Regions from separate parts of the Mus musculus genome. Here regions 2, 3 and 4 are each linked to region 1. Evidence: chromatin loops called from intact Hi-C (ENCODE). Cell type or tissue: left cerebral cortex. All regions are shown on one strand. Each heading gives the region's core, and the rest is flanking DNA. Links, peaks and the distances in the headings are about the cores only.

Evidence for each region. Hi-C counts contacts between places; a loop is a spot of excess contacts. Peaks named below come from ENCODE experiments on the same cell type or tissue, not always from the same donor. Only the 100,000 strongest peaks of a DNase experiment are listed, where the experiment ranks them.
Region 2: a loop joins it to region 1, with 2.3 times the contacts of the local background. A loop is called at or near these places in 3 of 42 quality-filtered maps.
Region 3: a loop joins it to region 1, with 7 times the contacts of the local background. A loop is called at or near these places in 6 of 42 quality-filtered maps.
Region 4: a loop joins it to region 1, with 5 times the contacts of the local background. A loop is called at or near these places in 4 of 42 quality-filtered maps.

The regions. Positions count from the first base shown.
Region 1 is chr15:45,111,632-45,119,374 of GRCm38, forward strand. Kcnv1 (potassium channel, subfamily V, member 1) reads right to left here and starts at 3,303. Exons shown (of 3, transcript NM_026200.3): 1 at 2,540-3,303; 2 at 1,259-1,788. The coding sequence starts at 3,009. In left cerebral cortex, for the core only: a CTCF peak has its summit at 3,094; DNase peaks (open chromatin) are centred at 1,370, 1,476, 2,627, 3,174 and 2 more places; H3K4me3 peaks cover 3,605 bases; H3K27ac peaks cover 4,300 bases.
Region 2 is chr15:44,852,266-44,860,008 of GRCm38, forward strand. No RefSeq gene overlaps it. Among named protein-coding and RNA genes, the nearest start is that of Gm33852, 19 kb to the left of the region's middle. In left cerebral cortex, for the core only: no CTCF peak of the experiment used is centred there; a DNase peak (open chromatin) is centred at 5,009; H3K27ac peaks cover 1,767 bases.
Region 3 is chr15:44,832,857-44,840,599 of GRCm38, forward strand. It overlaps Gm33852 (a long non-coding RNA gene), which reads right to left and starts at 4,278. Exons shown (of 3, transcript XR_875330.2): 1 at 4,087-4,278; 2 at 3,162-3,233. In left cerebral cortex, for the core only: a CTCF peak has its summit at 3,529 (motif pointing right); a DNase peak (open chromatin) is centred at 3,689; H3K4me3 peaks cover 576 bases; H3K27ac peaks cover 792 bases.
Region 4 is chr15:44,892,814-44,900,556 of GRCm38, forward strand. No RefSeq gene overlaps it. Among named protein-coding and RNA genes, the nearest start is that of Gm23343, 51 kb to the right of the region's middle. In left cerebral cortex, for the core only: a CTCF peak has its summit at 1,259; DNase peaks (open chromatin) are centred at 3,611, 4,715 and 4,962; H3K27ac peaks cover 2,726 bases.

The DNA.
Region 1 (7,743 bases), core at 928-5,927:
ACATATTTGTATGTGCACATATGTGTTTGTATTGTATTATTATGCATGTTACTCCAGTGTTTCTCAAAAGATATGGCTCCCAAATGATCTAGCTAAAAATATTTGCATATTTATTAAAGTGCATGGTCCAGAAACTAATCCACATACTAAAATTTGACATGAAGTCAAGAATTTGTATTTTAACAAATTTGTGGAAATATTCTTTTTTTCTTTAAGTGCTAACTCTGATAACCCTAGGGGGCTGCTTGACCCCTCCTCTCTCTCCTTAAGTTTTTACCTTTCTTACTCTCTAGTCTTCCTTCTCTCTCCGTTTTCCCCTCTCTCCACGTGGCTATGGCCAGCCTCTCTCTTCCTACCTTCTCTCCTTTCTCCCTGCCTTTCTACAATAAAGCTCTAAAACCATTTAAAAAAAAAAGAATATTCAATAGTCACAAAACCTACTCCTGGACACCATTACTTTCAGAAAATAAGAATTCTTTACCCTTGCTTTATTTGAATTCTTTTGGCATTGCCTATAGCTTTCATGAACAGGATAGTTTTGTGTGTGTGTGTGTGTGTGTGTGTGTGTGTGTGTGTGTGTGTGTGTATGTGTGTGTGTTTGTATGTTGTATATTAATTTTTCTAGAGAATGTTCATTTGATTTTTTAAATTTTTCAGAATTTAAGATAATTCTAAAATACTGAATAAGATATTAATTACTGATATATCTTTCTTCCAATGCAAAATAACTTTATTTATTCATAAAAAATTAGTGGTAGGCCATCAACAACTGGCCATATTTCTTCTGCCATGACTCTTCTCTCCAGTCAAGAATGTATTTATACATTTTATACACCACACATCTCAAATACTTCTTGGAAATGGAAGGTAAAAATAGCTTATTATATAATTTATGTGCCATTTATGTATGTTTTATATATGACCTTTGAGAAGAATAATACCATATAAATATATATCACTGAGTTCTAGTACTAAATTTAAAATATCATCAAATTGTTATGTCCAAATTGTCTTGTGAACAGAAAGAGTATGTGTGTATATATATGAGAGAGAGAGAGAGAGAGAGAGAGAGAGAGAGAGAGAGAGAGAGAGAGAGAGAGAGAGAGGAGATATCTTTGCTTATGATAGCATCTTGAAGTTTTTTCTTCCTAGTACTTTATAGATGGAGGGTGAGTAAGAATGTAAGGTGGTTCTGTGCCAATATATCTAAAGATTATTTTAAAAGCGAAATTAAAAGGCACGAGTGAAATATGAATACCTGTAGAATGCCTTCCCAGTTTCAGCATGCGCAGAGCTCTGAGGAGCCTCAAGACCTGGACCAGACGTCCCACATTTTCCAGCTCTTGTGTGGTGTGGCTGCCGCTCAGGCTTTCCACCAGAAGAGTTATATAGAAGGGCAAGATGGCAAGGAGGTCTATGATGTTTGGAACCTTCCTCAGGAAGTGGCACCTGTCTTTCACACATAGGAAGCGCAGAACGAACTCCCCGGTGAACCAGCTGATGCACACATACTCCAAGATCTCCAGCAGCTGTAGGTTGAGCCAGCTAAGCTCAGCTGACATCAGGGCCATGTTGACGATGGACACTGCCACAAAAATGATGGAGATTACTCCAAAGATCCGGGCTGCTGTGGAAGATCCAGGTTTCTCCAGAATATCCCAGAGCTTTTGTCGGACAGTGGGACAAGGTCCTTTTGAGAAGTCCTGTTCACTCTCATGTTGACTTTCCTGGTCATCTGTGTCCTTCTTAAAGTCAAGAGTTTCACTCAGCTCCTTTCTTCTGAAGTATCTTTCAAAGAAGACAACTTTGTGATTAATTAAAAAAAAAAAAAACACAGACGTACAAGAGAATTAAATTTGACAGAGAGGTCACACTTTCATATGTGCAAAATATAGGAATATATATTCATATTTGTCCATGGTGGTCCCTGACAGATTTCCTACTTATGACTTTTAAAAAGACACTTTTTTCTTACTAGAAATTTATGCAAATAGGTTTTATACATTAGCAGGCAACTTTAGATCAGTTAATTTTTTGTGACATATTTTCTGGTGACAAGAACATGTATTTCCCACCTGTAACATTTGTGTGTATAAAAGAAAAATATATGAAGGAGCAATAGGAATGGCAGGACAGCAGTAAGTAATTATCACCAGCCAATCAACTCTCCTTCAGGACCTTATGAGGTCTTTCAAGCAAGGCTTTCATAGCCTTTTTATTTCTATGTAACTTTGGGGGCATAGATTTTTCTGACTCATCTATTAAAATATCAGATGTTAACTGCAAGTCTGACCGGTTTGAACTTTCACAACAAATCAGAGTATTAGTCTCTGGGAGAAATGGGGCAAGAGGCTTTTGTTGTTGTTTTAAAGTTCAATGCACAAGTTGACTTTCGGATTCATTTACCTTCAGCCAAGACGCAGACACACCTATTCGCAGAGCTGGAGTAGACAAGCTTACACAAAGCCTCAAGTCTTTGCTTGTGCTTTCTTACCACCCTCTCCTCCCTTCCCGCCCAACCGCCGCGCCCTGCTGGTACCTGTCCCTGCAGCAGGAGTCAATGCTGAGTTCATCTATGCCCCAGTACTGGATCTCCTGAAGAAAGGAGAGCGCACAGAGCTGCTCCATGACATGCAGGCGACCAGTGCGATAGTAGTGCAGGACATAACGGAACGCCTGAGAGCTGCGATCAAAGAAGTACTCGTTGTCCACCGGATTCGCATCATCGCAAAGCTCCAGGGGGCTGGGGGCGGCAGCCAGGGCACCCAGGCGGCGGTAGGAGGCCACCACTACGGCCAGTTTGCCCAGGCGCGTGTGCGGGAAGCAGGACAGAGCTTGCTGCGAGAGCACGAAGCGGCTACCGCCCACGTTGACTGTAAAGCAGTCCCCCAGAGCCAAGGGTTCCCCTTCGCCCTCGCTACAGAAGACACTGGAGTCCAGTGAGGTCAGAGAACCGCTGTCCAGCGACGACGAGTCCAGTAGCGGCCGGTTGCGGGGTGACAGATCCATCCTGACCGCCTTGGCCTGAAGGCACTGGGAAGTTGGGAAGGCGCTGGATGGAAGCGTGGGTCCCCGCGCAGGCGGTGCCACGGCCCCTGCTGGCGGCAGGGATCTCCCAGGTTCCCGAGGGAGAAGCCTCCCACTTGCACACCCCTACTCTTTCCACCAGCTTGATGGCTGGTGTCGCTAGGGAGCTGCGAGTGCGCGGTAGAGCGATGAGGCTGGGAGCACAGGAGTGGTCGCGCGGAGGGAACCCTGCAAGCAGTTGTGTGGCGTCCAGGCAGGGAACAACCCAGGATACACAGTCTGTTCCGGTGGCCCCTCCTAGATATAGGTAGAGCCTTTTCTCAACTTTGTAATTCAGAACTCCCAACCCCCACTCCCCAGCCTACATGGTGTGTAAATTTAAGATCTGAAGGCTTCCGGTGGCAGAGTTGGGCAAGGGAGGGAATGGGAAGATCTGGAGAGTAGAAGCAGAGAGGACCCTGTCAGGTGCAAGAAATGGGCGGCTAAAAGTTCAGAAACAGGTGGCAATAGCAGAATGAGTCCTAACTTGAGGATTTATAGCCTTCCCTCATCTATTGTAAGGTATTCACTCTGTGATGTTCTCTAAGGCTGTGAACACATGGGGAAGTATGTCTGGGGTACCCTGCTCAAGATTTCTTCCCACGTCTCCCTGGTTCCCATCTGTCATTCATGAATTGTCATCTCTCTTAGGTTTTCAGTTCCTAGCTGAGAAATAGTCCTTTTAGTTGAAGTTACAGTGGCTCACTAAGGACTAGGGGAGTTCTGCACACCGGGTGCCCACAGGGACACTGCACATTTCCTCAGAAGAGACATTCTGGGCACATTCTCCAACACAAAGGGGAGTGCATGCTTTAGGAAAAAGAGAAAGGCAGAAAGACAAGGAATAGAACAAGCGTGGGCTGAGGCAAGAGTTTAAATAACAGCGACCCCACGGTTAAAGCAGAAGCTAAATTCAGGAGATCAGGTGATTAGCAAAGTGCCTAGTGGCTTCTTAGAGCTATGTCTTCAGCCAACCTGTTGGACACAGGGCTGGTGCAGTGACTCACCTGCAACTTCAGGCACACCTGGGTGTTGCTCAGCCAGTGCAGCTCAAACGGATATTGTAGTATTCTTTAATCTGTCTGGTCTACAAGTGAGAATTCTGACTTCACCAGTCCAGAATGGAAACTGCTAACAGCATAGATCTTAGCCAGAAACTGCTCACAGCACAGATCTTAGACAGCGTTTGCTGCCTTGCTCTGCCTCTATGCATCTTGGCTTCAGGCCTGGCCTCAGGATTCTGTGGGAGTTATGCTTCCACCCTTGCCCAGCACTCCGCTGGAACTGAAAGAAGCTCTAGGTGGCCAGCCTCTTTAGAGAATAGAAGTAGGGAGGCTAGAGCCAGAGAGGAAAGGAGTGCTTAGTGACACTGAATATTACATCCATCAGAAGAGGCTTCAAGAATTACTGCATTTGATTTCCATTCCCCACCATCTGTGTCCACAAAAATACTCCAACGTTTCCAAAGTGGTAAAGTGCTGAGTGAAGCAAGGTTAGAACAGTTATATTCTACTTCTCCATGTTTATGGAGAAGGATTCATCACTGCATCTAGCAACCATTTACAATCAGTATTTCCCAGTGTTTGCCAGACTCTACTTTGTGGTTTCTTAGTAAGTGGTTTATACACACACACACACACACACACACACACACACACACACACACACACATACACAATTGTAGTGAGGAGAGCTTTTCCAGTTGATGGGACAAACATTTGGCTGCTTAGGTCTCACTTTGTCACCCAACTTTGGGGGCTTTTCATTGTTATAGACTTCAGTGCCTCTTCAAGATAGTCAGTTTTAATAAAGATGGCAAATCAATTACTGGCTGCTAAGTTCATACCGAGAAGTTTGGCAGGCTCTCTATTACTCCAATAGCTTGTTTTGTCATAACAACACCATGAGGCATTCATGTGCTCATTTAATGCAATAGACAGAGAAGTTGAGTGATTTAAACTCATCTATTACGTATTCAACTATAGTACTAAATTTCAGAGGCTACCTCCACAAGTTAATTGTGGAGATGGCATGTTTTGCTGATTTTCAAATGAATCAACCTAGGATGACTTTTGCCTTTTGTTTCTTATGAATGGTCAGAGTTAATGATGTGCTTGCTAGGCGTTATGAAGAAAACAGATGAAAATTCCTTCTTGTGGGGCTTTCCGTTATCCAGTAAGAACTGAGGAGAAATTTCAATAAATCCTTTTAACTCTGAAGTTTCTAGGTTATGCTTCTATTAGTAGCTTTCCATTCTCTTGACTTTTACTTCTCCTAAGGAACTCTTCCCAGCAGAATATATGAGTTATTCCAGTAACCTGTTCATCATAAGGTTATAAGGTTAGATATCATGTTGTTTTAAAAGCTAACAGAGTGCCCTTTTTTATTAAGGATAAAACTTCATCTCAATTACAGATGATTTAGTCATTGAAAAGAGGCAAAAGTTCATAGTTCTATTAAGTCTTATGATCAATAATAAATTTCTAGACTAGCCTTACAGATTATAGAAAAGAAATGGGTAAATTTTTACAACATTACTTTAGGTGAGGAAAATGAGTGGGGCTTGTGGGTCACATTGCCAGATTCCTGACTTTCAGTTGTGATGGTGTCCTAAGGAAGTAATTATAATATTTACCATTAGGGATACAAGGATATGGTTCAGTCACTAGGAACACTTGCTGTGCAAGCAAGAAGACCCGGGTTCACATTTCGAAAACCCAAAACCCATACGTCGTGCATTGCCTGTAATTCCATTGCTGTAAAGGGGAAAGAGAAATTACTGGGGCTTGTGGGACATCAGTGTAAGTCGGGGTTCAGTGTGATCCTGTCTCAAGGGAAGGAATAAGGCAGAGCAAGAAAGAGCAGGACAGGCTAAGTCCTCATCTAGTCTTTGTGCCTATTCAGGCACACATACCATCCACAGTGCACATCCATCACACATATGCCACACATACTGAAATACAAATGAAGACTTTTTAAGCATGAAGCCCATTGCTAAGTGTGTGAATTCTCACAATGCACATAAAGACAGGCATTGTCATCATGACAGATTTCAAGGTATCTAGCTCAGTTGATGACAACTGTGAAAATAAGTGTTAGAAGTCATCATGTTGGAAATTCTATTATAAAACCATTTATTTGGTTTATGAAAATATTATTCACATTAATTTCATACTTGGCTTATATGTGATCCATCTGGATGGCATACCATAATGCTTCTGTGAAATTACTATTAATGCTTTAAAATATTAATGTTTCAAAATAACAACACAGAGATATGATCTTAACTCACTGAAGTTTTATTTAAGAAATATACATTCACTTATTTTATAGCCAAAATATTTTAACTTCACAGATTTTATAATTGGATAAGATGATTTGATGGGAAAATTGAAAAAAAAAAAGAAAATATCTTGAATAAAAGCTTTTAAAAAGTCAACTTGGGACAATTCTACTTTTTTTTTATTTTAAACCCTATCACTCTAGGCTTATATGTTTACATGAAATTGTCTTAAATTTTGTTATTCATTGAAAAAAGAGAAAGCACTTTATGCAATTCATGCATCACAATGCCCTGTATTTGATTTTGCAGTGGTTGACAACCAGAATAGTCAATTGTGTGGACCTTTTAAAATACCTTTTGTAATCTCCTTTTCTTCGCAGCATTGGGATATGTTCAAAGGAAAAAAAATCTGATGACTTCTATGTATTCATCTTTCATGTGCCTTCTAGGTGCTTGGAATAAATCCTCCCAACTGTATGACAGCCCACTCTAATGCAGAATTTAGCTTAATGTGGGTTTGTTCTGGATTCCTTCCAAGGGGAGGCAATTATCTTTGGAAGTAACCAAGAGCTCATTTTTATAGCCTAGTCTGTTATGGAGATAGCAGCATACACCGAGGATTGGGATGATGACAATAATATCATGATACAAATAGATACTACCTTTACATGTTTAATTCATGCTTTGCATTCTGTTGGACATATAAACTTAATAAGTTGCCTCATTTTCTCATGTGTTTAACAGTAGAAATGATTGTACTTTATGCTACTGTTTCAAAATTAGATGAGATAGAGAATGTTACCTGCCATTCTTCTAGTTTTTGAAATGATAGCTTAAAAAATACATTATTTAATTTTTGAAATTATAATTGAATGACATCAACTTCTCTCTTTTCTTCCCTCTAAATCCTTCCGTGTTTTTTATTTTTAATGTTTTAGGACATTTTTCCTGATTTCCACCCCCTCATTTACACTAAATATTTACTATGTGATAGGCACCACACTAAATATCTGACATTATATAACATCATTTATAAACCAAAGAACGTTTCAAAACAGACATTATTATTATTATTATTATTATTATTATTATTATTATTTATTATGTTACATAAAACAAAGAGGAGACCATTAAAATAATTTTCCATTAAAATTACATAGGTGTCACATAGGTTGAAGATGTAGATTTGACTTTATTTGCTCGATTTAAAAGCTGTATTATTTGAAAAGATTTGTTATAAAAATGGAGTCATAATATGCAGGAGTCAGTGGAAATCTTTTCTTTACAGATAAATTTAAATATAAATGCTTTTTTTTATTCTAAATAATTAAGGCATTGGCTATGGCATATAAACAATGGTCAAAATAGCATTCATTAATTTCACAGTTTACTAC
Region 2 (7,743 bases), core at 1,903-6,902, 260 kb before region 1:
ATTGTTTTCTGTAGGACTATGCTTAATAGCATTCAGTATAAACTGTCCAGCTTAGACTCTCTCTTTCTCTCTGTGTCTTTATATATATAATTTCCCTCTCAATTCCCAGGCATTATGTACATTACAGTCATCAGGCAAGACCAACTTTATTAATTAAGTAAATTGTTCTTTTCCTTTCTACTATTTGTCAAAATATTAAATAAAATCAACGGATTGATTTGGATCATTGGGTGTTAACTCAAGTGATACATCTTGGTATGGTTTTCCTTTCTATTTTTAAAATGTAAATCTTTAGAATGATTATTATTATGGTGTTACTATTTTTCCTTTTATGTAGAGTTTCACTATGTAGCATAGGCTTGCCTGGAAATTACTATATATCCCAAGAGGACCTTGAATTCATGGTATTCTTCCTGTCTCATCTTCCTAAATCCTGGGATAATTGGAGCAAGCCACAACGTCTGCCTTGTTTTCCTTTTTAAAAGAATTGACTAATGTTTTCACATTGTGATGTCTTTTACTAATTGTCAGTATTTCACGTGCAGTTTCAGTTCATTAGATGTACATTTAGGGCACATCTGATTTTTACAGTGAAAAAATTGCAAGCTAATAAAAGAAAGGCTCTAAAATCAGAAAAACTTAAAAATGACTGTCAGAAGTTGTTTTTCTCTCTCCTACATGTTCAGGAAGACCATATAATTGTGTATGCAGGTTAGGTAACTGTTTGGAGGAGTGAGGCGTTTTCTAATTATAATTGAAAATACTGTCAGTATTCCGGTTTCAGAATAAGAAAACAGCCACAAAACATTTAATGCTATCTGCTTTATAAATGATGTTCTTCTCCACCTTGTATGGAACTGTTATAGCCGGGATGACTAATAATCCCTCACTACAGACATATATCAAGCATATGGGTTTTCCATTTTATTTCATAATTCATGTTTGCCTTAAATTGTAGTAGAAGAAGAATTATCCAAGGAGCTTATAAAGATGGGAAGAACAATATTCTGCTAACGGAGATTCCAACTTAGTAGGTTTGTAGAGAAGTTATGAGCTCTTGTTGTTTAGAAAAATCTTTTCTGTGGTTTGTGGGGTACCGCTGAGATGTACTATCCTTTGAGATGTACTCTATCTGGGATTTTGAGCCTGTCCTTAAGGCAAATTCTACCCAGAGGTCTGCTGGTATCTATGTCACTGATACCTCTCAGAATATTCATTCACATCTCTACAACTATAACCTCATAAAATTTGTCATTGTTGAAATATAAAGGTTGTAGTGTTTTGTAGTTTTATATTATAATGCATTTTTTGTGAAGTTAGGAAAAGTTTTAGCAGTAAATTCTTGTCTTAAAATTTACATATGGGCAGAGGAATTCTTCACTAGAGCTTAAACATTGTAATAAAATATCATTCAGGCATATCGGTAGTATGTTATATGTGAGAGAAAAATCCAGAGTTTCTTTAGGAAGGGGGAGTTTTTGGAATAACCTTGATTTATATTTGGTCATTTGAGATTATCCAACATAATTTATATTAGGGAGTATCAGCAATGTGTCTTTATGACTGTAGACTTCTAGAAAAGTTGAGCTTTGTTTAAATAAAGGCCAATACGAAGTTGAAATTTACAACAGAGGTTTTTGTGAGAGACTTCTTTGTGCTGTGAACACATGCATTTGTATTAGAAATAAGCTGTCACTTGCTATTTGAAAAATTCTTCACCGTTAAGCTTCATAAGACTTTCTGGAAAAAAAAAAGCTTCCATGCTTTCTCCAATATGCTGGACTGGTATGTCCCAGGGGTACTTGCTGAATTAGAGTCTTCTGTATATCTGTACTGTCTGCTATGGTAGCTTCCAAACACATATAGGCCCGCAAGCATTTGGAATATAGCCAGGAAAACAGAAGAACTAGACTTTTAGTTTGTTAAAACTTAGTGGCTTCAATTTATTTAGGGATATGTGCCTAGTAGATCCTATATCTTTCAGTACAGACCTTGATGGTACAGTCACATTTCACCTGTATAGCAAGGCAATACAGATTTCTAAGTCCGTTGCAAAAATAAGTTTTTTTTTCTTTAAAAACAAAAACCAAAAAACTATGATCACTGGAATGGTGTTTTTTGTTTTTTGTTTTTTTTTTTTTTTCAGGCACTATGTAGTGGTGGAAAGAACATTAAGTGTGAATCAGGTTTTGTCACCAATTATCAAAGTTGTCTTTGGAGAAGACACTGCTTTCCCTAGTGAAATACGGGGTGTCTAAGGTTTCCATCTGTGACTTTTTCTGGGAAAATATAAGCTCATATCTATTCATCTCAGATAGGGCAGTTATGATAGAAAAAAAAACAAAAAAAACCCAAAAAAACCAAAAAAAACCTACTCACATCTAGCTTGGTGAGTCGGTGAGTTGACTCAGATTCCTTATGGAAGCCTAGGTGTCCCTTGGGTAGCTACATCACCTAACCTCATCTCCCCATGGATGACCAGAAGTTGCATCCCAGAATCTCATTGCACAATTTGCAGGCAGCTGCACTGAAGAGGGTCTCTTCCCGCCCCGCCCCCAGAGATTGTTTAATGTTCTTATAACCTGGTGTTGGAAGAAAGGCCTTGTGACTCTCACAATTTTCTGAGCTCCCCTAATTTTCTAAGTTTTGTGAGATTCCCAGGCCTTGTGAGCTCTTCTCCTCCCTGTAGTGTAAGGGATATACCACTGTAGTGTAAGTATGCATAACAGACCCCAAGTGTAGTGTGTGAGAATTTATAGTTACCTGAGCGAAGAACACAGAGAAGTCAGGAATATATTTTCTAACACTACATTTTGCATCTCAGGGTTTTCTTTACAAGGTCCTTTTTTTCCTTTAAAAATTTTCTGTTATTATATCTGTAAAATTATGTGGCATCTGTCAGTCTTTCCTGTGGCCCTTTGCCTACCCTCTTGTTGTATAATTGCATTGTTCTGCTCTTAACTCCATGTGAGCATATCTGTGTGTTCTACATTGTCTTCTCCTCCCCAGTTCACATGCTGACGTTCTGACCTGTGTTGTCTCAGAAAATGATTACATTTTAGGACAGAATCTTTTACAATATTGACAAAAATTTTTATAAGCTTAGTCCAGAATCACAGGTGTCATGTATAAAAAGAGGTTAGGACTTCTTGAAGGAAAAGTATGTGAAGATGCATGGAGGACATGGTCCAGGGGGTACCAGGAAGAGAGAAGAAACCAGCCCTTCTATTTTCAGATCTCCAGCCAATAGGAGTGAGGGAAATATGTTTCTGTTGAGGAAGTCATGAGTCTGATACTCTTTATTATTGCAGTCCTGGAAAGCAAATATTACCCAGAACACTAGTGTTTGTATTTTTTGTCAGAATTGCCCAGAATGGAGACCTTTGCTTGATTGTTTTTTATTCAAGGGAATATTTTGTACATCCCACAGGTAGGTCAAAAGCCACTGCAAACATGTAGATGGACTTTAGTAAAGACTTTTATCCTTATATCATGTTTATTTGGGTTTCTTATGTCTCACTTGCTTATTCCTTTACCTTGTTTATAGTCAATCACTACCCTGTGACTTTGCCACTGAGATTTTGTGTTTGTAGATTCTGTTTCCATTTTTCAGCTTATCATAATTTTAATTATTTATTTTATATTTGTGTGTGTGTGTGTGTGTGTGTGTGTGTGTGTGTGTGTGTGTGTGTGTACTACAGGGGAGATCAGAAGAAACCATTCAGAAGTCCTGATGATTTAGTTCAAGTCTTTTGGTTTGTAAGCAACTACCTTTACTCACTGCCCCTACTTCTTTTTTTTTTTTCTTTTCTTTTTTTTCTTTATTAGGTATTTTCCTCGTTTACATTTTCAATGCTATCCCAAAGGTCCCCCATACCCACCCCCCCAACCCCCTACCCACCCACTCCCCCTTTTTGGCCCTGGCGTTCCCCTGTACTGGGGCTGCCCCCTACTTCTAACACCAAGATCCAGTGGCATATGAGTTCACAAGGAATGATCTCTGTTATGAACTTCTATTGCATTTCACGTGGCACAGCATATAGCTAATATCCTTCAATGAAAAGCCTCAGTCCCTTTGTTTCTCATATCTAGCTGTGAAGCCACTCTAGAAAAACACCTGGAAATAAAACAAAGTAGACTCAGTTCTTTAGATCCTAAATTCCTTGATGTTTGGTTTTTCTCATCTTTTGTTTTTCAGATATTCAGTGATCATTGAGTATCTGCTGTATGAAGAAAACTGTAATTATCGGCTTTGGACTTTATTTGGATGTTCACACAGCCCTAGTCAGACAGTGCTTTGATATTTTTTCTCCTGGACTGCCTGGGTGGGTAACAACTCAAGCATAAAAAGCCTCTGTTTGTGTGATGTTGCATAATATTGAGATGAATGGAACAGTCTTGTGTGACTATCACTTTCAGGTTTATATTGATTTATATTGCAACATTCTGGTTACCTAAGTATACTTTTCATTAATAAATCTTTCCAAAAATGAGCTGTTTAATAGTTGATAAAATTCAAAAAAGCCATAAATCAGCTTGGCAAATCAGAAACTCATATCCATTAAGTGAGGCTGAGTTCAGTCTATTAAAACCGATCTTTATTTTAATTACAAATGGCCACCTTGGATTGGTTAACATGTAAGGACTCTGAGAAAATAGTTTAAAAGTTTAAATAGAAAAACTATTAAGGGATATATGCCATAGCAATTCTTTCATATCATAATTCATTCTTTTGACTTATATGTATTTCAGAGAATACTTCACAGTGGTGATAAAGACAGGTCGAAGTTCTGATGCTCTCTCAGTTCACAGCACTGGTAACTGGAAAGGCAGAGAAGAGAAGAAAGGGAAAACTGGAAACAATACAAAGGAAGAGCTAGATTTTAATCTCCCTGTTCATTTCACATGCCAGATTTTTTTTTTAAGGACATAAGGATATAGAAACCATCTGCCTGAAATTCTGTTGATTCAGTAAATAATTTCAGAAAGCCTGGGGGTGGAAGTGTCTCAGTGTGCAGGCTAACTCACCAGAAGAAGGAGTGTGAGGAGCAAGGGGACTTCGTGGAACTTACTGTGTGTTTCACACTCTCAGCATCTTGCTGTGCTATATAAACCAAAGAGCCTTATAAAGGCTCTACTTCAATGATCTTATTTAACAGATGAACACAATGAGACCCAGAGGAGCTAGGATCTGGGACAAAAGCAGATGTTTGTTAATTTACTCCAGTATCATTTTACCACATAAACAGTGACAGTAATTAACATTGAGATACTGCTGTGTGAAAACTGAGGAACCATAGTTTGCAAATATCTAGGCCTATTGCTTCTGAAATCATTGATGTTATTAGATATTTAAAGATGATAACACATGATGGGTTTAGTCACAAAAAGGTAAGCATTAACAAGAAAAAGTAAAGAATAAGGCGATGAATTATATATTCAACACAAAAATTCAACCATAGAGATGCAAAGATCACAGGCAGAATAGTGTGGAGCCAGTAAGTTCAAATCCTAACGAGTCTCTGACTGGTTAGGTGAATTTGACAAAACTTATAAGCTTCACCATTTCTAGCAGACTTGTCTTAAAGTTAGAAAAATAATTCTTTCATAGCCCCGTGTTTACCCACATGAAACATGCTTAAGAAAGTAGGAGGTAGGGTTGTGAAATGTGTTCTGGGATTCCAATTTCCTTGAATCCAGAAGCTTGGGTAATCAATTTTCTTCTTTACTGTGACGTCCACTAAGGGGTTCACTTCCAATGTTTAGTTTAGGGGAAAACTGAGGAGATGCCAGACCTGTGAGTAGCTTACAGAAAACAGTGACTTCCATCTTCCCAGAAGACTGTCTCTCTTGCTGGTTTTAGTGACAATATCAGTCAATAGGTTCACACAGTAAGGAATTTAGACCCTCAACCCAACAGTTGTGAAGACAAAGTGTGGATACCTCAATGAGTTTTGGAGTTAATTCCTTCCCAGTTGGGTCCTGCTTATACCAGATTCCTGTCTGGTCCACAAAGGTGTAAGATAATAAATGCATGCAACCTAAAACTACTGAATTTGAGGATAATGTTATGTAAGTGATCCAGACAGTGAAAATACAAAGTTGTGATTTGAGTGGTAAAGATAAGTGCTATTATAATAAGGATTTAAGTAGGAGCACTGAGAAGGCACATTCACACAAGGTGCCTTCAGATAGGTTGGTACTGGAGAAATAAATGGTTGCTATTATACAAACAATATTCATGGCAAGAATGAATAGAGATTTGAGACTAGAAGCATGATCCCAGAGACTTCAGCATGGAAGTGTGGAGAAGCAGAAAAAGGAGTCTTTCAGACTGCTATCAATGAGCAACCTCTGAACACAGAAAACTGGAAAGCATGGCTTCTGGAAAAAGCATTGGCCTTTGAACTTAATTTTATTACAGTAGTATGTATAGGTGGGGGTGGTGATGTATGCCACAGCATCTAATTGCAGGTAGAAGACAACTTTCAGGAGTCTGTTCTGCCTTCTATTTTGTGAGTCTCAGGCATTCAGTTCAGGCTGTGGGCCTTGGTGGTGAGTGGTTTTACCTTTTGAACCTCTCAGGTACCCATGTGTGGTTTTCAAGAGACTGTGTTAAGATAGTTGTTCCTGTCTTCTCTGTTTTCAGGAATGTGTATAAACTGTGTATATCAGTAACCAGGGGTTCTTGTTAACAATGGATTGCTGGGAAGGGGGTCTCTATATATGACTCAGTAGGTTTTGAGTTGAGGCTATGAACTCACATTTTGATCAAGTGTTGAGGTTGCCTATGCTGGTGCTAATGCTGCTTTGGGATCCACTGTTGTCCAAATTTATCTAAATGTGCTTCACAGACTATTTGTGGGCATTTTGTCCATTTCCTCATTTTTATGTATTCAAAAATTTATTGGTTTCTTAGTAATAGGCATTGGGACAAACATTAGAGATAAGAATTTCCAATATCTACTGGAGTACTTATTCATAAACATTTAATAGTGTCGTCCATAGTAAGTCCAACAGCAGAGGTACCAGGTAGAGAAAGTGTGTGCATAGAGAACATGCCAGAGGAAGTTTCATATGGGAGCTTTTAAATGCAGGGTGATGTTTTAACTTGTTTTCTTTCTTATATTTTGAATTTCAAGACAGGGTCTTATATAATCCAGGCTGGTTTTGCAATCCTTCTGCCTGTGGCTCTCAAAGGCTGGAATTGCAGGCATGTGGAACCAAAACCAGATTACATTAGGGTGATCAAAAAGTAAAAATGCCTTCTAGGGATGAGTATATGTAAGGACAGAAAAAGATGAGTAGGTGGATGTATGCATTTTATTCAAGCTATTGCCAAGCACCCAAGATAGAGAGCAGCAAGATTAGGGAAGGCAATGAGTGGGTAAGGCTGGATTTGGCTTGGATTTACCCCAGCGCTCAGCGTCGTTCATCACATCAAGTGGTGATTTACTGATAGGAACAATGGCCATTATTCCAAAGGCAACTTGGGTTGGAATTATTGAGCTTGTTCCAATCAGCAGTTAACAACTCATTCTATTAAAATGGCTTTCCTTGAAAGGATAAAGGAAAAAAGGCAAAGAAAATGTATTATATGACTGTATATTTTGAAATATACTGAGTATGCAAATCTATGGAGACAGAAAACAGCTTAGCAATTGCTAGGAGCTGAGGAGAGGGACTCAGGGTGTGTTTTTTAATGGGAAGGAGATCTCTTTGAAGATGACGTTTGTGGATTTA
Region 3 (7,743 bases), core at 999-5,998, 280 kb before region 1:
GTCCTTCACAGCCGTGAGTCTTGCTCATTTGTGCCATTCTGGGAGCAGTTATCTTTAGTCTCTTGCTGGGTAAAAATTGGTCTACAGGGAAATCAAATTGGTTTTACCTGTATATACATGCATGCAGTGTAAAGAAAAGGCCAGAAGAGGGTGCCAGATCACCTGGAACTGGAGTTACAGATGCTTGTAAGCCACCATGCGTGGTACTGAAAAATCTGGGTCCTCTATAAGAGCAATAAGTGCTCTTAACAGAGGCTGAGTCTAGCCTCCAGCTTTTAAACAGGCGATTTGTTCATGTTTGCATTCCCAGGCAAGATACTATTTGTAGACGACACATGCATTGCTAGGATCTGTTCCAGGTCAGACCCTCTCACAGTACTGGGTATGATCACCTTCTGGATGTGTTCCCATCATTCTTGCAGATCTACTTGTCACCATGCTCTGTGGCCAGGAGGCTGATCTAGAGGAGCTGTTTGCTTTCTTTGGGGGTTTGGCCTCAGGCAGCCTCAGTTAGGGAATTTTGTTTATGGAAGAGAGAGAGAAGTGGAAGCAATGATTTTCACACAAAGTGTCCAAAGGCTAGCACACCTCTACTGCAGGTCCCTGCTCTTGTTACCTGGGGCCTGTTCACTTAGGTCCCCTGGTCCCGTGTTTCTAGTTGTGTTTTCTTCCCAACCTTCAGGTTTGAGATTGAAAAGAGTACTTCCTGGTACTATCCCTCACTAGGCAGAGACTAAGTGATAGTCATTCTACCAATAATTCCTTATTAAACTTCCTTCAGATAATTATTCATGTGCTTCCTGTTGGGGATGGTGGTGGGTGGCTCTGATTAATTTTGGCAATAAACATGCTTTCAGAGAACATAATGTTATGCCTTAGTTTTCTTCTAGGAAAAGAACATGGATAATAAACAAACAGACATGCAAAAATAATTGTATAATCATCTTTATAAAAATATTTGATGGAACAAAAGTAGAATGTTGGGTGAGAAGTATGACATTAGATTTGGAAATGGCAGAAGACCATAACTACTGTTCAAGGGATGATGGTCATTGATGAGCCCAATAAAACAAAACTAGTAAAGACATTTAAAACGAAATTTGCCTGCAGTCGTACTGCAGTCAGGGATCCAGGACATGGAAAAGTCATCCAGTTACAGGGTGACTAGCATAACAACATATGCCAGGTCCTGTTGGACCAAAGGACAATCAGCTGAAGGTTCATAGGTTTTAAGTGCTTGTGGTTCATTGAAACTTAAGTGAGGAATTCCTGGCAATAAGTAGAAATTTTCTTCTCTCCATTGCTACAAGTTTAAAAACACAGAGCTTGAATAATGTTCTCATTTCAGGTTCACATTAAACTTGGACTAGTGTAACTCTCATACTGCTAACTGAAAAGAGATGAAACAAAGGGTAATAGTATGCAGGTAGAAAAGTTGCTGGCTGCAAGGTCCTTGGGAAAAACAAATAGTATAGAGGGAGCAGTAGTGGTTGAACACAGGTAGCTCAGAGAGTTGGAACAAGACGGAAGAAAGGCAGAAAAGGACAAATGACATGATGCCCAGCATAGAACTGGGAAGCAGTCCTTGGAGAAATCTGGTTGGTGGTGAAAATATGAACAGAGGACCTTGTTACACAAGCCTACTTTTCCCATCTTACCTATCTGGGGACTCCAGGAAGTCAATAACTGTTTCTTTTATACTAGAAAATACAGATATATCTATATGTGTGAGTTACATTAAAAAGGTTTCCTTGGGATTTTTGAAGATCCAGCTCAACGCTTGTCTGCTTACTTTTCTATTTTTCAAAACATATCCGAACTTTTCTGCTTTTGCTTGCCACTTCTCAACTTTGGGCTTGTCATCCATATGTCTAAACCTGGGTCTATTTTATTACTATTGCAAATTTCTCTTCCAGAAAGCCAGCCATGTGTGTAGCTTATTACTTCTTACACAGAGCTTTCCTTGTATTTTCTTTTCTCCTTTAACACAAAGAAGCATTATTTCTGATTTTAAAGTGCAGACCTCTCACTGCAGGTAGGTGTGCAATTCTTATCCACAGTTAGATTTGTTCCTGATCCTTTACCAACTTCTGCAGTGCACTGTGGTATTCACAGTAAGTAGGAAACAGCAACACAGCACCCTGCCAACAATGCACCCTGCAACACAGCACCCTTCAAGGCAGCACTCTGTAAAACTGCACCCTGCTGCATGGCACCCAGCAAAACTGCACACTGCAACACTGCTTGCTGTAACACTGCATGCTGTAACACCACATGCTGCAACCCTGTACCCTGCACATTGCATGCTGCAAGACAGCACTCTGTAAGACAGCATTTTGCAACACTGTAACCTACAATATTGCACCATATGACATGACCCTTTGCAAGAAAGCACCCTACAACACTACACCCTGTAACACACTACACCTTGCACACTGCATGCTTTCAGACAGGACTCTAAAAGGCAGCACTCAGTGACACAGCATCCTGCAACACATCACACTGCAGCACATCTCCTTGCACCTCTGTACCCTGAAACACAACAGACTACAGCACTTCACCCTGTAACATAGCATCTTGTAACATGGCACCCTATAACATGGCCCCTGTAACATACCTCCTTGCAAAACTGCACTCCTCACCTCCATGGAAAGGTTTCAAAATTACATAGGCATTGCAGTGCATGCCTGCAATCCCAAACACAGAGGACTATAGGCAGGAAAACTGCAAGTTCATAGCAAGACTGAGCTACATAGCAGGACTTTTTGGGTCTGCCTGGAGATCTTTGAGTCAACAAATTCTTCTACCTGTGTACTATTGTCCTTTACTGCCTAGTCAACCATGTCTCAAATGTAACCTTCTCTAAAAATATTTCCCATTTTATTTGTTCTCAATTTTAAAATAAGTTATTTAAAATGAAACTTAAAAAATTGGTACAAATGACTATATGTAATATGTGTGAGGTTATAATATAACTTTTAAAAAAGGGCAGTGCATGTATTTTTGATTTTTAGTTAAAATACTCAGAAACTATAGTTCTATTTTATTGCTTTGTTCAATTGTTTTGCTTTGAGGATACAATTAGCAGTTAAAATGCATATTCAATATTTAGAAAAAACAATTGGTTGACCCAGTAGAATTTTAAATAAGAGATACTTTACCCAGTGAATGATGCTGGCTGAGAGAAATCTATGACTTCTCCAAATTCGTCTTTGTTTTCAAGATATGGCTTCCTGTTGACAATGACAAACATGGATCAGTCACAGACAGAATGGCGCAGGACTTGTTGCAAAGATAAATACTGGATAATACCAGTTGGATTTAATCAGTTTTAAAAACGATACATAAATAGAATTAGAAGCGGTTTTAGTTAAGAATGGCATGAATGGAGGATCCAAGAAATATCAGAGAGGGAAGAGAGGGCTGAACATGATAAAATACATGTGTACGTGTCTGAAAATTTTTAAATAAAAATAATGAAAAAGGTGTTCGATTTAGACCACTCTGATTTAGGCATTACTCTATAGTAACCACTAGATGGCAGAAGTAAACAACAAAAATATACCGTCATCCAGCTGCAGGAAACAAAAACACCCAGAAAACCCCGGGTTTTATTCCTTCCCTCCTTGCCCCTCCCTTCTCCACTTATTATAGGCTCATTTCCTCAGCCTTCCCCTCCATACCCCCCACTGTCCCTGTGTTTACAGATGTAATTTTGAGAAGCCCTACTTGGTTCTGTGAAAATCGGTCACAAGAAGTCATAATGCAGATACTAAAATTGCACAAAGTATTTTCTTGAATTAAAGACGTTTTTCAAAACTCCTTGGTGCCGGAGGTGGGGATCAAGCTTCAGAAGACAGCAGAGCTCAGAAAGACTTAGGCTTCCAGTTCAGGTCTTTAACATGCAGGCTGGGCGGAGTGGTGGTGGGAAGGAGCAGACAGAAGAACATGCTAGAAACCTTAGGGCTTTGTCTACACTGATAAGATATATTTGGCCTCTGATATTATCAAAGCATTGGCTGCATAAGGATCAAAGTTCAGAACTGAAGTTTTTCTTTGAAATAAAGCAAAGCAGAGCAAACTCACCCACCCAAAGACACAGCAAACAAAGCAACCGCACAAGCAAAGCCCAGCAGGGTGTAAGTACAGATGCTGGAGATGGAGATGCTGGCTTTGCTGATCTACTGCACAGGGGAATCAAGGGCTTGACTGACAGCCATGCAATTCAGGACTGTGCTGGGGAGCTTGGCTCGGGCTCTCGATTCTCCCTGGAGTCATCATTCTCCTCAGCAAATCCTCCTCGTTTATTATTAGTTTATTTTATCTATTTTCAAAGACTTCTCCTTCTGAAGACTGGACTCTTGGATTATTAAGTGTAGAATTTGAATTTTGTTCCTGGATGCCCCAGGCACACAAAAGCATAAGTTCCAGGACAGCCAGGGCTATACAGAGAAACCTTGTCTCGACCCCACCCCCCCCCCAAAAAAAAAGAAAACAAAAACAAAAGACTTTATGGAGAGGCCTTATGAAAACTTACTAGATGAAAGCCAATTTAAAGAAATAGATATATATGCATATTATGCATATTATATATATATATACACTATATAATTCTCTCTCTATATATATATGTATATGTGTGTATATATATACACACATATGGTGTTTGAAATATATACACACACACACACACACACACATATATATATTTGTTCATATATATATATATATATATATATGAACAAATAAGAAATCTGGTTTCAGAAGACATGGTCCATTATATGAAAATCTCAGTGTTCGGTAAATGTTAACTCCCTATGAGTTAGAAATGCACAAGAGTCACCCAGATCATGTCAGGCTATGTATTACCATTGCTCTAGTTATTGTGCACCATAACTAGATGATAACACCTATTTCTGAAGACACCATATGCTTTTGTTATGGCACACAAAGAAACCAGTCTTGAACTGACAGGAAAACTCTCCTTACTGTTAACATTCAAAGGTTGGAGGCTGCTGTGCTGGCTGCTAAAGGATAAAAGACATAAATGGTCCCACCCAGGTATGCACCCTGTATGTTATAATACTAACCTGCCAGTCATTATGTATCCACTGCAATAGTGGCAAGACTGCATATAGGAGTAACCAACTACTTATTTGAATTAATTTGAGACCTGTTCCATAGACAGAAATTCATATACTTTAAAGATTGTCAAATCCATGGCTAGGGGATTTAAAGGCTCTAGGGGAGCAACTATTGGTGTTTTTTCTAAGTGGTCTTATAATCATATTGCCTTATAAATATATATGTTTATACCCATTGATTTATGATTGATCATCCTTGATCAGAGAAACCTCTTATGGCAGTGGGTGTGGTTAATGCAGAGATGTATCATCATTCAACGTGCTGAAAATAATTGGCTGAGAGTGCTCATCTGTAAAGATGGTTACTTTTCTTTTGGAGTGTGGCCCCAATAGAGGATCCCAAGCCCTTGCACATATGGGCAGCAACGACTGGACACAGCAAGAAAACATAAATAAATAATAAAAATTATAAAAAGGGGACTTGAAGCTGGGAGGGAAATATGTTGTGGAGTACTGGTGGGATTTGGAGTGAGAGTGAGAAGTGGATTTTATCATATTCATACATGTATATGCATGACAGTGTCAAGGATTAAACATACATGTATACATATGTAAACATTATTATTGTTTATTATGACATTTAAAAGTGAATGCCTAATGATTTTTTTAAAAATCAGTCTTTAGAAAGCTTCTGTAAGGTTAGTCACACTACTCAGGGACACACTGGGAGCTTTACTGTCCAGCTGCCATTTTTTTTAAATCTATAGGTAATTAAGGCATAGAGGAATGGTCACCTCTTTAGCTTTCTCCATCTTTTTCATAATCTTGGTTTCTTTCACAGAAATATAGGCAAATGAGAGAAGAAAAGACATGCTAAGATAACCTAAACCCTGCCAAAACCAAAGGGATTGGGGAAACCCCTTTCCTTGTTGTCACCTATCAATTCTTTTCTCTTGATATTGAAGTTTAACACCAGTCCATGAAAGAAGGCAAAAGGGAGGTGCTGCTTCCAGGTGAAGCAGCTTTTGTGACTATAACCTCACAGAATAAGGACTCTGTGAACTCTGACAAAGTTCAGTGACCTCAGTGCATACATAGCATGTATTTAAACAGATCTTTCAGCTGCCAGGCAGCACATACACAGTGAGTGCAATTGTGCAGCCGAGTTGAGCATCCATGGCTTCCGTTCCTGGAGAGTCCTTCCTTAGTCAGGTGGTAGACCACCCCGCCCCCTGAGCTATGGTTTTCTCATTCATAAAGCAAAACTGATACTATTTGCCAACTGTGTTTTGCTGAGTGTGAACTATCCTGTGAAGTGCCAGGCATACCCAGGCCCATAGTAGAGGCTTAACAAATGGAAATAATTAATTTGGGACAGTGATAGAGGAATAGATTGTGAACTGTGAACTTTAAAAGGCTTTGATTCTTATTCTCCATCCCAGACAGGCTTCAGGACATGTGTGGGCTACCTGCATCTCATCTGCACATGGTGATGATATTATGCTATCCACAGGCTCCTTGACCTGGGACTTACTAATCATACATCTAGTGGTAATTACTACTATTGTTCACCCCTTATGCTATTTATTGAAATCAAAAGACATTTGTATTTGGAATTATGAAAGACTATACAAAAGAACTATTGTTTTGGGCCAAATGTGTTTGGTATATCTTTAATCCTAGGCAGAAGCTGCTAGTTCTCTGTGACTTCAAGACTAGCCTGGTCAACAGAGACAATTTTAGGCTAACCATTACTAGAAAGTGAGACCCTGCTTAAAAACCAACCAACCAAAAAAACCAGTAAAAAGCAATTCTTGCTACAGGGAGTATATAGATTTATTGTCAAGGAAACAAAACAACAAAAAGGAAAGTAAAAATATAGCAGCTAAAAACACTGTTGCTTAAACTTAACAGAAAGTGAGCATCACTACCAAATGTAAGTGAGGTGGTGCATAGTCAATTTGGAGGATTTCAGAAATGAAAGAGTCTCAGGAGCTGCCATTCCTTAGGGTGGTTTTCATGGACAGACTAAGATTGCAGATGTGCAAATGGAGGTGGCCAGACAGTAATTTGCTATGGAAGGACATAATGAGAGAGGAGGCAGTGATGGGACAGGCTGTGATTTTTATGTGATGTGGATAAAGAAGAACTGTCCTCATGAGACGAAGGAATGGAGAGAGTGAACCACATTCAGATCCAGATAGAGTAGCACTCAGCAGTGTAACATGAAAGCTGCTGCAAAGGCCTGACTTAGGCTCTTGCTTGTCATGTTAAGGTAGCTAGGTGACTCATGGCAGAAGAGACAGCAATGGTAAGCTGAAAAGGTATCATTGTGGGACCAAGATTTATGAGTGACAGATTATGAGGACCTTGTGTGCCATCTCAATGATTTTTAACTAAACTTGAATACAATAAAAAGCATTTGATGTTTTTGAGCAGAGGAAAGGCAAGACCTGATTTTGACCTCTAAAAACTTTCTTGGCTGTGTCTTCATGAAGGCAGAGAGTTGAAGTATGTTGGATGTTTGAACACCATCAATTCCCTCCCCTGCCCTCCCCACCCCACACATATACACAAATGTTATTTTTTAAAAGAAGGTTTTGGTGCAGTGGGAGAGTTTTTGTGGAATACACAGGAACTACAGTACAGGTAAGTGTAA
Region 4 (7,743 bases), core at 974-5,973, 220 kb before region 1:
TCTCCTGGCAGCTTTTCTCCAGCTGTGCTAGACTCTTAACTATAGGTGCAGGGCTCCAAAAGCCAATTGAGACTGTTTTTTTACTTATTTATTTCTTTTCTCTTATTTTTTGAAATGAGTTAAAACTAAATCAAGGGCTGAGCAACCAGCAGATAAAGTTTTAACTGTTTTTTTTTTTTTTTCCTTTTGAACATGAATCAGAACAACAAACAATCAGTCAAACCATAAAACAAAACCACAGATGTAAAACAGTCAGTTTTGATGGACCTGCACAGATTGGCATCCCAAGAACAGACAACAGACAGAGAGGGAAGAGAATTAGACATCCCAAAGGGACCTAGACATCCTATTTAAGAGACCCAGAACCAAGCATTCCTCCAGTAGTAGCCAGAGAGGAGGCAGGATGTCTTCCAACCTCCTCCTCCTGTCCTAGGAACGCTTGAAACAGCTTACATTCATTTTCCTTCTCCTTCACCAAAGCATCCCCGGATAGTTGGGAAGTACTGCTTTTCTCAAATCCACTCTCCCATGTCTTGAGTGTAAACTATCAGGGTCCAAAGACTAAAAGCACCTATGAGAATTACCTTTGCTTCTCTAGATTTTACCATAGCTCTAAACACATGCACAAAACACATTTTACCATTACCTTGTCCTTCTACAAGGTTTATTCAGTGTTGGCCCAAATATTCTTTACTTTCCTTTGCACGTGTTTCCAATTCCTGTGGAGTCCTTCACTGTACCCTGCTTACTGGTGCCCTGATGTTGAGGTGCTATCTGACCAACCCCGCTCAGTCAGTCAACAGGTTCTCCAGCCCAGGAGTGAGGATTAAAAAGAAAAAAGACATGCAACATTGTAGCATGACCCCAGCCAGTTCTGAGGCTGAGGCCTTTTTTTTTTTTTTTTTTTTTTTAACTGTAGCCCAACTATCTTTTTAAAAAATTTTTTTATTAGATATTTTCTTCATTTACATTTCAAATGCTATCCTGAAAGTCTCCTATATTCTCCTCCCACCCTACTCCCCTACCCACCCACTCTCACTTCTTGGCCCTGGCATTCCCCTGTACTGGGGCATATAAAGTTTGCAAGACTAAGGGGCCTGTCTTCCCAGTGATGGCCGATTAGGCCATCTTCTGGTACATATGCAGGTAGAGACACGAGTTCCAGGGGTACTGGTTAGTTCATATTGTTGTTCCACTTATAGGGTTGCAAACCCCTTCAGCTCCTTGGGTACTTTCTCTAGCTCCTCCACTGGGGGGCCCTGTGTTCCATCCTATAGATGACTGTGAGCATCCATTTTTGTATTTGCCAGGCACTGGCATAGCCTCACAAGAGACAGTTATATCAGGGTCCTTTTAGCATAATCTTGTTGGCATATGCAATAGTGTCTGCGTTTGGTGGCTGATTATGGGATGGATCCCTGGGTAGGGAAGTCTCTGGATGGTCCATCCTTTCATCTTAGCTTCAAACTTTGTCTCTGTAACTCCTTCCAGGGGTATTTTGTCCCTTATTCTAAGGAGGAATGAAGTACCCACGCGTTGGTCTTCTTTCTTTTTGATTTTCTTGTGTTTTGCAAATTGTATCTTGGGTATTCTAAGTTTCTGGGTAGCCCAACTATCTTAATATTCAAAAGTAAGCATTATACAAAAATATCTTGATGTTTGGAGTATATAAGAAAATAATTATAACTTACAGATGGTTTTAAAAATATCAGTTCCAGATATTATGTGGAAATGGGTTCGTGAAAAAAAATCCCAGTTCTCCAAGTATATGCTGATATACTCAAATACACCAAATGCATTTGATATAAACAAAGTACAAAGTACTGTAGAATGGAGAGGAGATAGTGACAATTCCTGTAGTGCAACCTGGAAGGAATATTTTTGTCCAAAGTTCCTCTGAGTGATCCCTTCAGTCCATTTTCTTTCTAATCTATGTCCTCCTCTGCACAAGTTGACAAATTGCTACATCTGTCCAACTGATCTCTTTGCCTGCCCTCCATCTGGTCGACCTCCATCTTGTTTTCTTCATCATTGTTTCTCTTTTGCTCCTCATTGGTGCCCTTCTCAGTTAACAGGCAAAAATGGCTCAGTGTGAACACACACTACATTCATATTTATTACGTAAACAGTTCAGGGATGGATGGCTGTAGTGTATTTTCTAGCTCTAACCATCATTTATTCTCCTTCTAATATACACTCTCTTTTCTAGCCGTACTCAATAGCTCCACTGATCTATACTCTTATCTACATTTTTTTTCTTTTTATATTCAAGCATTTTCACTGAACATTGGATCCCCTGGAACTGGAGAGACACAGGCTGAAATGTGGGTTTTGGGAAACTAAACCTGGGTTTTCTACAAGAGTAGTCAGTGCTCTTAACACTGAACCATCTCACCAGCCAGTTTACTGAGTAATTATAATTAAGTTAGTTCATCTCCTTTAGATATTATCATCTCCTTTAGATATTATTTCCTCCTTCTATCCTCAGATATTATTTGTTTCAAAGAATAAAGGAATTCGAATATAATAATATCCAAGCTTTATAAAGGAATGCAATCACTGTTTATTCTGGACCTGCTTCCTACATGTGTGCCTTATGGACCCTTTGTCCAAGGAAGATATAACTCATTCTATTATGAAATCATATCTATATGATTTTGTGATTTGTCTTCTTTTCTTCCTGATCTATGAGTAAAAACAAATACTTCTTTGTTCACAGTCTAAAGAAAAATATATATTCCTTTCTTGTTTAATTTGTTGATATTTAAGATATATGAAGAGAAAATATGATAGTCCCAAACAGCTGATAGAGAAATGTGGTTGCATTGAAATAGCTTGACAAATTCCATAGATTCCATTTTTTTAGATCACACTGTATCTACTTTCAGGAAACAAAGTAAGTGAATACTAGTACTCTTCCCAGTTTCTTTTTTCATTCAGGCAGGGACCACAGCCCAGGAAATAGTATTGCCTGCATTTAGAGTAGCTCTTTCCTTCTCCTTTAATTCAATCTATAAACTCCTTCACTATTTCCTCCAGAGGTTCAGCTCCTAAATAGTTCTAGAGATGTAAAGGTAACAATCAAGATTAATTATCACAATGATGGTTGATCTTTTCTACTCAGCTTGTGCTTCCATTATTCTCAAAAGTACAAAATAACTAGAACTAGTTATTGATTTCAAACTCACAGAAATTGTACATGTTTGAAGGTAATAAGAGTATTGATTGCCCTGATTCAATCATGTTATAAATTGTGTGTGTATATACATATATATAAACACACAGACATAGATATATAGCATGCTATTCTCTGTCTCATAAAATGTGTATTATGTTTTATGTCATACAAACAAACAGAAATATATAAAGGGATCAGAAATATAAAGAGATTTTTTTCCAAATTAAAGTGGAATACCACAGGCAATCCATTTTATTTTTTAACAAAATGAGGCTACATGAGAAGAAATGTACTTATTTGTAAGCAGCTATCTTTGATTCATCTTCATGGTACCCTATTTAAACACTCCCACTCTCTGCTCTCTGAAAACTCAGTGTCAGGAAGGAAAGCTGGCATTGTAGTGGGAACAGATGTGCAGTCACTTCCTTCCCTCTAGCTTGGCTAGGCTGTCGATAAAATTAGCAGTCTATACTAACACTGAGGGTTTGGAGCACTGCCTCAAAAAAAGCAACATTTAGAATGAGTTTGTGGCTCAAAAATCTTATCTCAAGTGGAACCACCTTCTTGCCTCTGGTTGAGTAGAAGTATTGGGAGAAGACAAACTGTGTGGTTGCATTATAGTAGAATTTCTTTTTATGATATGAGAATGCAGGCTTTATTTGCTCATCAATGGTAAATACTGTGTACATATTACTTATTCTGTGTATCTATCCCTCTTTTCATTCTCTTCTCTGCTTTAGAATCTCCAAACTTTGTTGATGCTTTACCGCATACTCATATGTGTTAATTCTAAGTCTTCTAGGCAAGGTGAAAGTAACAGCAAGTATTCAGATGGATTTCTCTGAAGTTCAAACCACTTGATGGTGGAATATTTTGTTACCCAAGCAGATACGGTGGCATTTAGTTCATATATTTCGGTGTGGTCTCTGAAGTTACTTGGATTATCTCTTCTGGTTTATTATGCTTTGGAAGGAGGAGGAAACCAGTCTGTGCACAAAATTCAATAATAAATCATTTGAATTATATTCCCTAGGAATTACAGCAAGACATTTAAAAATAAAAAAAATAAAAACAGGGTGTTAGCAACCTGAGTAAGTTTGTTTTAAGTAGTGCCAAGTTAAAGGCATGATTTAACTATTTTTTATTCATCAAATACAATCTTGTCATGTTAACATTAGAAGCTAGTTGAAATTCTCAATAATCAATGAAAGGATTGCTCACTTGAACAATGGGGCCACATGTCATAATTTTTAAGGGAAATTACTCTCTGGTCTTCTCCTGTAGCAGAAATCCCGGCTCTGAGATGAGATCAGATTTTTAAGTTGCCACTAAATGAACATCATTTAGCATTTTCCTTCTTCTAAAAGAGCTCATCAAGTAATTGCTCTCTCATAGCAGCCAAGCAGGATGAGAAGCAGGATGTGGCATAATGAAGCTAATGAAAATTTAAAGTCACCTCCACCCTCTGTTGCTTGGAAAAAGCCCATCAGAGCAATGACTCTTTCCACAGACAATGACATACCTCCTAAGCTCACTGAAAGCAACACTTGCACGGAGCAAAGTGAATCTTCCTGCTTCCCTATATACAGCCCATTCAAATTATTATAGTTCCTGGAAGGCTTTGTGATTTTTCCTGTGCTAAATAGTACTGAAATTTGACAATTTCAAAGGTGAAAAGAGACTGAGATCCCTGTATTTAACTATAACTGATCTTGTAAATGTTTTATATAATGTCTACATAGACTATGAGACTTTCACTTAAAGTATCTACTTTTAGATCCTCAACTGGTTCCACATATTTCTGAATTTGTTCCAGGAAACTTGCCTTAAAAAATTGGGACATCTTCTAAATTACACAATACAGGAGTTTTGTCGAGGAAGGAAGGATCTTTTAAATTTAGTTTTACCTAACAACAGATACTGAGACAGTGCCTTTATTACACATGTTTTTATCTAGGAAGTGATCCCACCAATTTCTACAGAAACTATGAAAGTTGAGAAAGGAGAAATGCCAAAAGGAGAGTAAATAATGGGTTACTGGTGATGTGTAGATAATTAAGGTATAATTCTTTGGGAAGCCATCTAAGAAACCATGAAGAATTTGTCTCAGTACCACCCTACTGATGGAAGAGGAAGAGGAAAAGGAAACAGGGTTATCTATGACCCTGAGAGTTTAGGACATCCTGGAGGTGGGAGTTCTTGTGGTACTGGAGGAGCCCTTAGACAGAACAGAAAGAATCAGCATTTGAATGGGGAAAGCTGTCTATCCCAGAATCTGGAGGTGATGACAGAATGAACTGAGAGGTTATGGGACTGAGTATAACATCTCTACAGTAAATCACACCATCAAATTCTCATATGCCTTTCTAAAATGAATATCCTATTCCTCATTTCATATGTATAATAAATGTGTAATTATATATGCATAATTCACTCCTGGGTAAAGATTGGGAAGATAGCTATGTGACAGAATTGAGAAACAGCTCAGACTTGGCTTCTGGAAAGGAATAATAACAGTATTATAGTACCAATATCCTTGAAGAGCTTTGATTTTTGTTGTTGGTTTTAAGAAGTGCTCTTATTGTTGCCTTGCTTACGTATCTTGTATCAACAATCACCATGGTATATAAGCCACTATCACAACTCTTGTGGATCAAGTCTTCTTGGCTGTCACCGTGGTCTTTCTCTTTATTTTTATGACAGTTAAATACTGTCGTGGCATCCTGTTTTGCAAATGGACACTGGGGAGTCTGTTTCCAGGAAATACCTTTTACTGTCCTGTTGTTCTATGGAAAACCATGAAACTTCTTATTGATATTCCCAACACCAGTGTGTTCCTTACTATTTTAGAGAAAAGGAATACCACTTCAGCTTTCCAAAAACATAGCTGATTGGCAGATATCTGGCTTCATGGTTATTTCGTCCCCTTTTAATATATAAATATATATATTTTAATTAAAATTTTGAATTAGTATATAGTTATATCACTTCCTCCTTTCTCTATCCTCTCTCTAGATCCTGCCAAGTCCTCTCATTCCTGCTAAATTGATGGCTTCTTTTGACCATTATTGTTATGTTTTATATATGTATAAATATATAAATAACAACTTCTTGAGTCAATGCAATTTGGCTCATGTGTATATGATTTCCTGGAGGCCACTTTATATTGGATTGCCAATTAGGGATCTCATGCCTAGGAGAGCCTAATTCTCTTTCTGAGTTGCTTATAGTATTTTGTCTAGGGTGGGACTTTGTGAGATTTTTTTCCCTTCTGTGTTAGCATGACCACTGATTTTTTAATGTTTCAGGTCTTGTTTCAGTAGTCATATTGATAGGGTACCAGGGCTGTAGCCTTAATTTCTGGTCCCCTGGTTCCTACAATCTTTCATTCTCCTCATGTTCTATGATGAGATTTGGGGAACATCACAGACGTTTCTTAATTCCTAGTCCTTTGTTCATCATTTTGTAAAGGCGATTATGTACCTCAGTTTTGACTACAGTGGACCATTAGTGTGTTCAGTCCAGAAGAATACCATAAGGTTTAGAGGAAACTGCCAAGTTAAGAATTTGTATTCTTTATCCTGTCCTATACTGTATGTAAGTACACTTGCCAACTTTTTTGTTGTTGTTATGTGTTAGTTAGACACTAGGTTTTTGTTTGGAAAATAAAGTATTTTATTATGTAATGAGCTATGCTGTGCTGATATGACCCTACCAATCTAAACTATGTATTCTAAACTGAAATTCAAGTAATCATTTGGAGAACAAATAGTTCATATTATAAAGGTGTGTACCTTTCCAGTGGGCCTCAAAACATAAAAATATATCTGTGATAATATCTGTATGTATAATATGTTTATAGACAAAATCTAATAAATAAGATATATAATAATATATATGAGAAAGGTGATTGATATGCCAAGTGTCTAAGGTTTTTTAGATTGCTGATAATCAAGCTGGTTCTTTGGTCAACTTGACACAAATCAGAGTCATATAGCAAGCAGAAATCTCAATCAAGGAATTTTCTCCATCAGATTGATCTGTGGGCACATCTGTGGAGTATTTTATAGACTAATGATTGAAGTGGGAGGAGTCATTCACTATAGTCAGTGCTAACCCCGGACAGATGGTTCTATCTTATAAAAGAAAACAAGCTGATCCAGCCATAGTGAGCAAGACAGGAAATAGCCTTCCTCCACGGTATCACTTTAGTTCCCATGTTTAGATGCCTTCCTTTGAGGATGAATTGTAACCTATATACTGAAATAAACTTTCTCCTTTCTCAAGCTGATTTAGTTATTATATTCATCACAGAAGTTTGTTTGAACAAACAAACAACCCAAAGTCAACAATTAACTCAAATATAAACAAACACTTCTGTTGAACTTGAATAGGCCTTTTTTTATTGGTTATTTTATTTATTTACATTTCAAATGCTAGCCTCTTTCCAAGTTTCCCCTCCACAAGCCCCCTATCCCCTCCTTCCTCCCTCCTGGCTTTATGAGGGTGCTCCCCAACCTGCCCACCAACTCCTGCCTCAGCAGTGAATAGGCCTTCTTAAACGC